2 separate regions of the Homo sapiens genome follow, and region 2 is linked to region 1. A link is a contact called in ENCODE Hi-C or POLR2A ChIA-PET data. All regions are on one chromosome and are shown on one strand. Each heading gives the region's core, a stretch centred on a gene start or an enhancer-like site at or near the end of the contact. The rest is flanking DNA. Distances are from core to core; before and after follow the strand shown. Region 1 overlaps EBF4 (EBF family member 4). Region 2 holds the start of DDRGK1 (DDRGK domain containing 1).

Region 1 (3,158 bases), core at 92-2,591:
TTCAGGGGGACCGGAGGCCTAGAAGCGATGTGCATAACGGACCGGCAAAGAAGGCTAAAAGTGCACGGAGTACTCTGGCCCCAGGACCCCGGGATGTGCAGCCTAGGGGTGGGGTTGAGGTTCTGCGGCAGGGGAGGTCCCAGGCGGGGACGGTGGGCCTGACCCCGAGGGCTGAGCCAGGGTCGACTCTCACGGCGCCGGCGCCCCAACCTCTCCGGGATGGGCGGGGGCGGGGCTGAGTCCCGTTCCGCTCCCCGGCCCCAGACCTTCCCTCGCGGGCGGGGGACACTCACTGGCGAAGGGCGAGGTGGCGGTGGAGCCATTGAGGAAGCTGGGGGACCCAGGCACGCCGAGGCCGGCCACGCCCGGCGCGCCGTAGCCGCCCAGGCCAGCTCCGAGGCCGCCGCCGTAGCCGCTCTGCTGCGAGCCGGGGCTGGGCGCGAACCCGCGGGGGGACGCGCTGCTGCAGCTGCGCGCGTAGCCTGCGAGAGAGAGCGCGGCCGTCAGGGGGCGGTGCCGGCCGGGGAGGGGCGGTGGCGGCGCCCGAGGACGGCGGGGAGGCGCGGCCCACGCACCCGGCTCGGGCCCCGGGGTGGCGTCCCCGACGGCGATGGCCAGCGGGCTGCTGAAGGCGTTGATGCCCACGACGGCGGGGTGTGGGTGGCTCGGGGCCAGGGGTGCGAGCGGCCCGGGTGCGCGGGGGGTGCTGTACAGAGCCTCGGCCACGTCCGCCGCGCGCTTCAGGAGCAGCTCCTGCGAAGACAAGAGCGGGGCACGGCCGGGGCAGCCGCGGGCGCCGCGTGCTGGGGGGCCCCGGTCCCGGCGGCGCTGGGAGGGCGGAGGCGCCATACCTGGTTACTGCCGGGCACTCCGTACAGGGCTTCTGCCAAGTCGGCCGCCCGCTTCAGCAGCACTTCCTGGGGACAGGGGGAGAGACAGCGGGACGGAGGGGCAGCCCCTGGGGGCGACCAAGGGGCCCTCGGGAGCCCCTCCTCACCCCCTTGCCCACAGGACACCCTCAGCCCCGCCCCGCCCCGCCCCTCTGAGTACCTTGGGCAGCCTCTCGGGGTCTCCGGGGTGTCTGGGAATGACTTTCTGTAGCCTCTGGAATCCGTAGTCAATGGTGGGCTCGTTCAGAGCTGGGGAAGGGGGCGGCGTTTGGAGGACGTCTCCCCCGCAGCCCCCCACTCCCAGGGTGAGACGCAGGGCGCCAAAAGCAGGCCAGCGCCCAGTCCGAGAGCCTCGCTGCAGCCCCCTCCACCAGGCCCAGCCCAAGTCCCCCGGAAAACTCCAGGCACCCCCGGCAGCGAGATTCAGGGAAGTTTCAGTTCTTTCGTTTGTTTACTCAACAAATATTTACTGAGCCAGCCTCTGTCCTCGGCCCTAGGCGCTTGGTATGAACACACATGCACCCATTTGTGATTAGAAAAAAGGGAAACCGTATACACATATGAGTTATAGTCCTAAGGGCAGGACTCGATGGAGAGTTTTCTCTTTTCATCTGGTCAAATCAGGAGTTTATTATAAAAAAGAAAAAACTTAACAATCTCCATTTATCACGGCTCAAGTGGACTCTCTGCAGCATCTGAAGGCTAGAGGTTTGCATGCACCCCAGGGAAGCAACTGGAGAAGTGGGTGGCTTGGGCTGGGGCGGGAGGATGGAAGTAGAGAAGATCCGGCCAGCGGCCAGATTCTACATTGCATCTCCACGTGTGTTGTGTTCACTGCTTACCCTGGCGTTGTGCAAGGGGTGTGTGTGTGTATGCGCGTCTGACCCAGCTCCCCACGCCCTTCTCCTCCTCCTTCCCCTTTTCCTGATCCCCGCACCGCCCTTTTCAGATAGCCTGGCCCCGACCTAATCCACCAGTCTCAGAGCCCTACCTTCACCTCTGATCCTGACTTAGTGGATTTCCTTTAGTTTCCCGGCAAAGAGAAAGCACTCACTTCTGGGGATCGGTCCTTATCATTCCTTCTGCAACCACCCTTCCTTCCCCAGGTCAACCTCCCCACTCAGCCCTCGGGTTTCGGTTGAGCCGGGCTCAGCAGGCACTCCCTACCAAAGGTTTTCCTTGATTGTCAGCCCCTTGACCGCGTGACCCCACCCACCCCATGCGGTTCTCTGCTCAGCCTTTCCGCGTTAGACTGGAGCTCCGGGGAGGCTAAGTAGGGTCACTACCGAGTGTCCCTCGAAGGGCTCGATGAGCATCGGTGCGGGGGGCTGCGCGATGGTGGGGACTGCGGTGGGGTGGAGAGGAGAAGTGGGTGGCTCAGCTGGGGCGGGGCGGGAGGATGGAAATGGAGAAGACTCGGCCAGCGGCCAAATAGAGCCAGGCTGGGGGGTTCTACACTGCCTCTCCACGTGTGTTCACTGCTCGCCCTGGCGTCGTGCAAGGGGTGTGTATGTACGCACGTGTGTGTGCGTGTACATGCAGAGTGAGGCCTGGGGTAGCGTGGGGGAACCAAGAGACCCAGAGAAGATTCGGGGAGCAGCGACCCCATTGGCATCTTTGGAATAAACATCCCTTTGGAGAGGCTCTAAACCCTGGAGAGTGCGGGCGGGAGACACAATGTTCAGGAGGTGAGATGGCTGAGGGAGTAAGAATGTTGGTTGTGGGGGGGACTTTGCCCCGGGGAAGGGACTAAGGAGCCAGAGGCCAGGGAGGGAAACACACAGAGCCAGGGAAAGACGGTCCTGCGAGCGGAGCGATCACAGGCATAGGTGGTTAAAGGGGCCCGGGGCCGTCTAGGGGTCGTGGCCACAGCGTAGAGCTCGGCTAACTCCTATCACCAAGAACGGAGACCAGTGCGCAGGGTGGGGCTCCCTCCGCGCACCTTAGACCTCCACTCCCCCGCCCGACTCCTTACCTGTGTAGACAAAGCGGCCGGGGCATCCCTTGCAAAACTGCTTGGACTTGTAGGAGAGGGTCACCTCCACCACCCCGGGGATGTGCCGCGGGGGCGTCTGCACCCGGATGGCGTGGGGCGTGATGAGCTGCGAGGGGAGAGGGGAGGCCTGCAGGTCCCGCACCGGCGAGGGGAGGGCCCAGCCCCTAGGCCCAGAGGGAGACTGGCGGGGTTGGCCCACCTCGCTCCACACGAGCACGTTTCCGAACACGACCTGCAACCCGTCGAAGAAGTTGTCGCCGATGACAATGACG
Region 2 (2,955 bases), core at 456-2,955, 450 kb before region 1:
AGACTGAGTCTCACTCTGTTGCCCAGGCTGGAGTGCAATAGTGTGATCTCGGCTCACTGCAACCTCTGCCTCCCGGCTTCGAGAGATTCTCCTGCCTCAGCCTCCCAAGTAGCTGGGATTACAGGCACCCACCACCACGCCAAGCTAATTTTGTATTTTTAGTAGAGACAGGGTTTCACTGTGTTTGTCAGGCTGGTCTCAAACTCCTGAGTTCAGGTGATCCACCCACCTCAGCCTCCCAAAGTGCTGGGATTACAGGTGTGAGCCACCTCGCCCAGCCCATATTTTTTCTTTTTCTTTTTCTTTCTTTCTTTCTTTTTTTTTTTTTTTTGAGACAGAGTCTTGCTCTGTCGCTCAGGCTGGTGTGCAGTGGTGCAATCTTGGCTCACTGCAACGTCCGCCCCCTGGGTTCAAGTGATTCTCCTGCCTCAGCCTCCCGAGTAGCTGGGATTACAGGCATGTGCCACCACGCCCCACTCATTGTTTGTATTTTTAGTAGAGACAGGATTTCATCACGTCAGCTAGGCTGGTTTTGAACACTTGACCTGAAGTGATCCGCCCACCTCGGCCTCCCAAAGTGCTAGGATTACAGGGGAGAGCCACCTCATCTGGCCCGTATTTTTTCAAATCCCTTTCTCACCATTGTTCATTGGTCCTGAATTTATTTTTATTTATTTTTATTTTCTGAGACAGGGTCTCACTCTATCACCCAGGCTGGAGTGCACTGGCATGATCATGGCTCACTGCAGCCTCGACCTCCCTGGGCTCAGGTGATCTTCCCACCTCATCTTCCCAAGTACCTGGAATCACAGGTGCATGCCACCACACCTGGCTAATTTTTGTATTTTGTAGAGACAGGGTTTCATCATGTTGCCCAGGCTGGTCTTGAACTCCTAGGCTCACCTCTACCTAGACTTCCCAAAGTATTGGGTTAACAGACGAGCCTCTGTGCCTGGCTCCTGAAATAAATCTTTACTTCTGTTATCATGTATACAAAAAGCTTAATAAATTCCAGTACTGCCCTCCCCTCCCCTCCCCTTCCCCTCAAAAGAAAGAAAGAAAGAAAGAAATTCAGTGTCACAGATACAGCAAAACCCCAACCCGCTTCCCTCCTCCTAGAGGTAATCGCTATCCTGAAGTTGGTGTGCATCAGTCCCAAGCCTCTTTTCGTACTTTTTCCACGGTTGTTTCCATAAACACTATGTGGGATTGTTTAGTGATTTTTAAAACATATATAGTCCGGGCGCGGTGGCTCACGCCTGTAATCCCAGCACTTTGGGAGGCCAAGGTGGGTGGATCACAAGGTCAGGAGTTCGAGACCAGCCTGGCCAACACGGTGAAACCCCCATCTCTACTAAAAATACAAAAATTAGCCGGGCGTGGTGGCGGGCGCCTGTAATCCCAGCTACTCGGGAGTCTGAGGCAGGAGAATCGCTTGAACCTGGGAGGTGGAGGTTGCAGTGAGCCGAGATCGCACCACCGCACTCCAGCCTGTGCGACAGAGACTCCGTCTCAAAAAAAAAAAACATACATAGATGTTTTCTACTGGACATACCGTCTGCTATAATTTCCTCTTAACATTGTGGGTTTCTTTACACCCCCCAAACTCATTTTAATGTCTGACATTAAAGCCTCTCTGTGATGTGCCGCTGGGCGGGGCTCCGAGTAGTGGGCGGAGTCTAGATTGGGAAATAGGGGCGGGGCCTATGAGATCCCGGCCTCAGGGTGGACGCAGTGGTTCTGCACTGAGGCCCTCGTCATGGTGGCGCCTGTGTGGTACTTGGTAGCGGCGGCTCTGCTAGTCGGCTTTATCCTCTTCCTGACTCGCAGCCGGGGCCGGGCGGCATCAGGTAGGAGATGCCGCTGCACCAGGGTTGGTGGTACCGGGTTTTCTGGCCTTCTGAGCCTTTGTGGACCGTCGCGCCGCGGCTCCTGCGCGTGCGCACCTGGGCGGGCGGGACGCATGCGCGTCCGTGCGCTAGTCGTGTGCCGGGTGGGGCTTCCGCAGTGCCCTACCTGGAATCGGTGGCCGCGCCGCTACCCCTTTCTCTCGACTCCAAGCCAGAGTCTGGCCTCATCCCTCTCTTCACCCCCGGGAACTCCATACCTCCAAAGGCCTGAGGCCCTGGCCGGCGCACACTCCCATCCGTCACCGTCGGGGCCCTTTCCCTCTGCACCTGTTAGGGAGGCCGCAGGGGTTTTCCATTCCTCCCAGCCTGGCTCCAGAGCAGGTGCCAGGAAGGGGGCATCTGAATATTTTCTGCCTGTCCCCCACGAGCTGGAGAAGCGCGAGGCGGCTCCAGGAAATTCCTGAAGCTCTCTCCCTTCCCGCCAAGGAGAGGGCCCACTCTCCCTCCCCAATCCGCTCCCCGATCAGAAGGCCATGTCATTGGCCAGGGCACAGAACAGATACACCCATCCTCCCTCTTTCCCCCCATTTCTGGTCAGCGGGCGGGTTTGTATATGTGTTTTCCTGCTCCCTGGGCCCACAAGCTACCTCTGAGCACCTGCGCGCTCCCAGGAGCGGAAGGGACACGCTGAGGGAAGGCGGAGATCCAGCAGGTCTTCCCGGGGGAGGCTCGGCCACCGCCGGGAAGTGTACTCTCTGGCTGGGGAGCCAGATAAAACCACAGGTGGTGTTAGGCGAGAAATCAGTGGATTCCTGCAGGGGGTACTCGATGAGAGCTGGGGACATCAGGATAGGGGCCTCCTGACAGGCCAGCTGGAAAGGTGGAGCCGGGAGGGGAGAGGAGTATTCACACAGGCCCGAGGGAAGGGCTGAGCCCCCGCCTGGGACCAAGCTGTGGGCCTGGTGGAAAAGGCCTTGCCAGTCAGACTGAGAAGTCGGGGCCTTGTGCTGTGGGCAGCAGGCCGCTAAGCAGAGGAGGTGAGGCTTCCGGGCTGCCGCTCCTCCTGCCATGGGCCGGGCTGGGCTTATAGGCAGCATTGTCATTT

The links. Hi-C counts contacts between places; a loop is a spot of excess contacts on that map. ChIA-PET counts read pairs that join two places held with the same protein, here RNA polymerase II (POLR2A). Pooled maps may share reads with other maps.
Region 2: a pooled map shows a loop between it and region 1 (2.9-fold over the local background). The contact joins the promoter of DDRGK1 here to the enhancer-like site in region 1. A Hi-C loop is called at or near these places in 2 of 50 pooled maps. POLR2A ChIA-PET finds 5 or more read pairs at or near these places in 2 of 52 experiments (B cell and HepG2).

The regions. Positions count from the first base shown.
Region 1 is chr20:2,749,681-2,752,838 of GRCh38, reverse strand. It overlaps EBF4 (EBF family member 4), which reads right to left. Exons shown (of 17, transcript NM_001395167.1): 9 at 3,086-3,158; 10 at 2,866-2,992; 11 at 1,051-1,139; 12 at 852-917; 13 at 576-753; 14 at 294-482. Among named protein-coding and RNA genes, the nearest start is that of CPXM1, 49 kb to the left of the region's middle. RefSeq lists silencers at 435-614, 2,393-2,532 and enhancers at 1,196-1,707, 1,776-2,456. Within about 2 kb of position 1,341, at least 8 of the 41 ENCODE cell types and tissues checked have a DNase peak (open chromatin) inside an H3K27ac peak, as active enhancers do.
Region 2 is chr20:3,203,432-3,206,386 of GRCh38, reverse strand. DDRGK1 (DDRGK domain containing 1) reads left to right here and starts at 1,705. Exons shown (of 9, transcript NM_023935.3): 1 at 1,705-1,850. The coding sequence starts at 1,760. It also overlaps a transcript of ITPA not described here. RefSeq lists an enhancer at 1,794-2,013.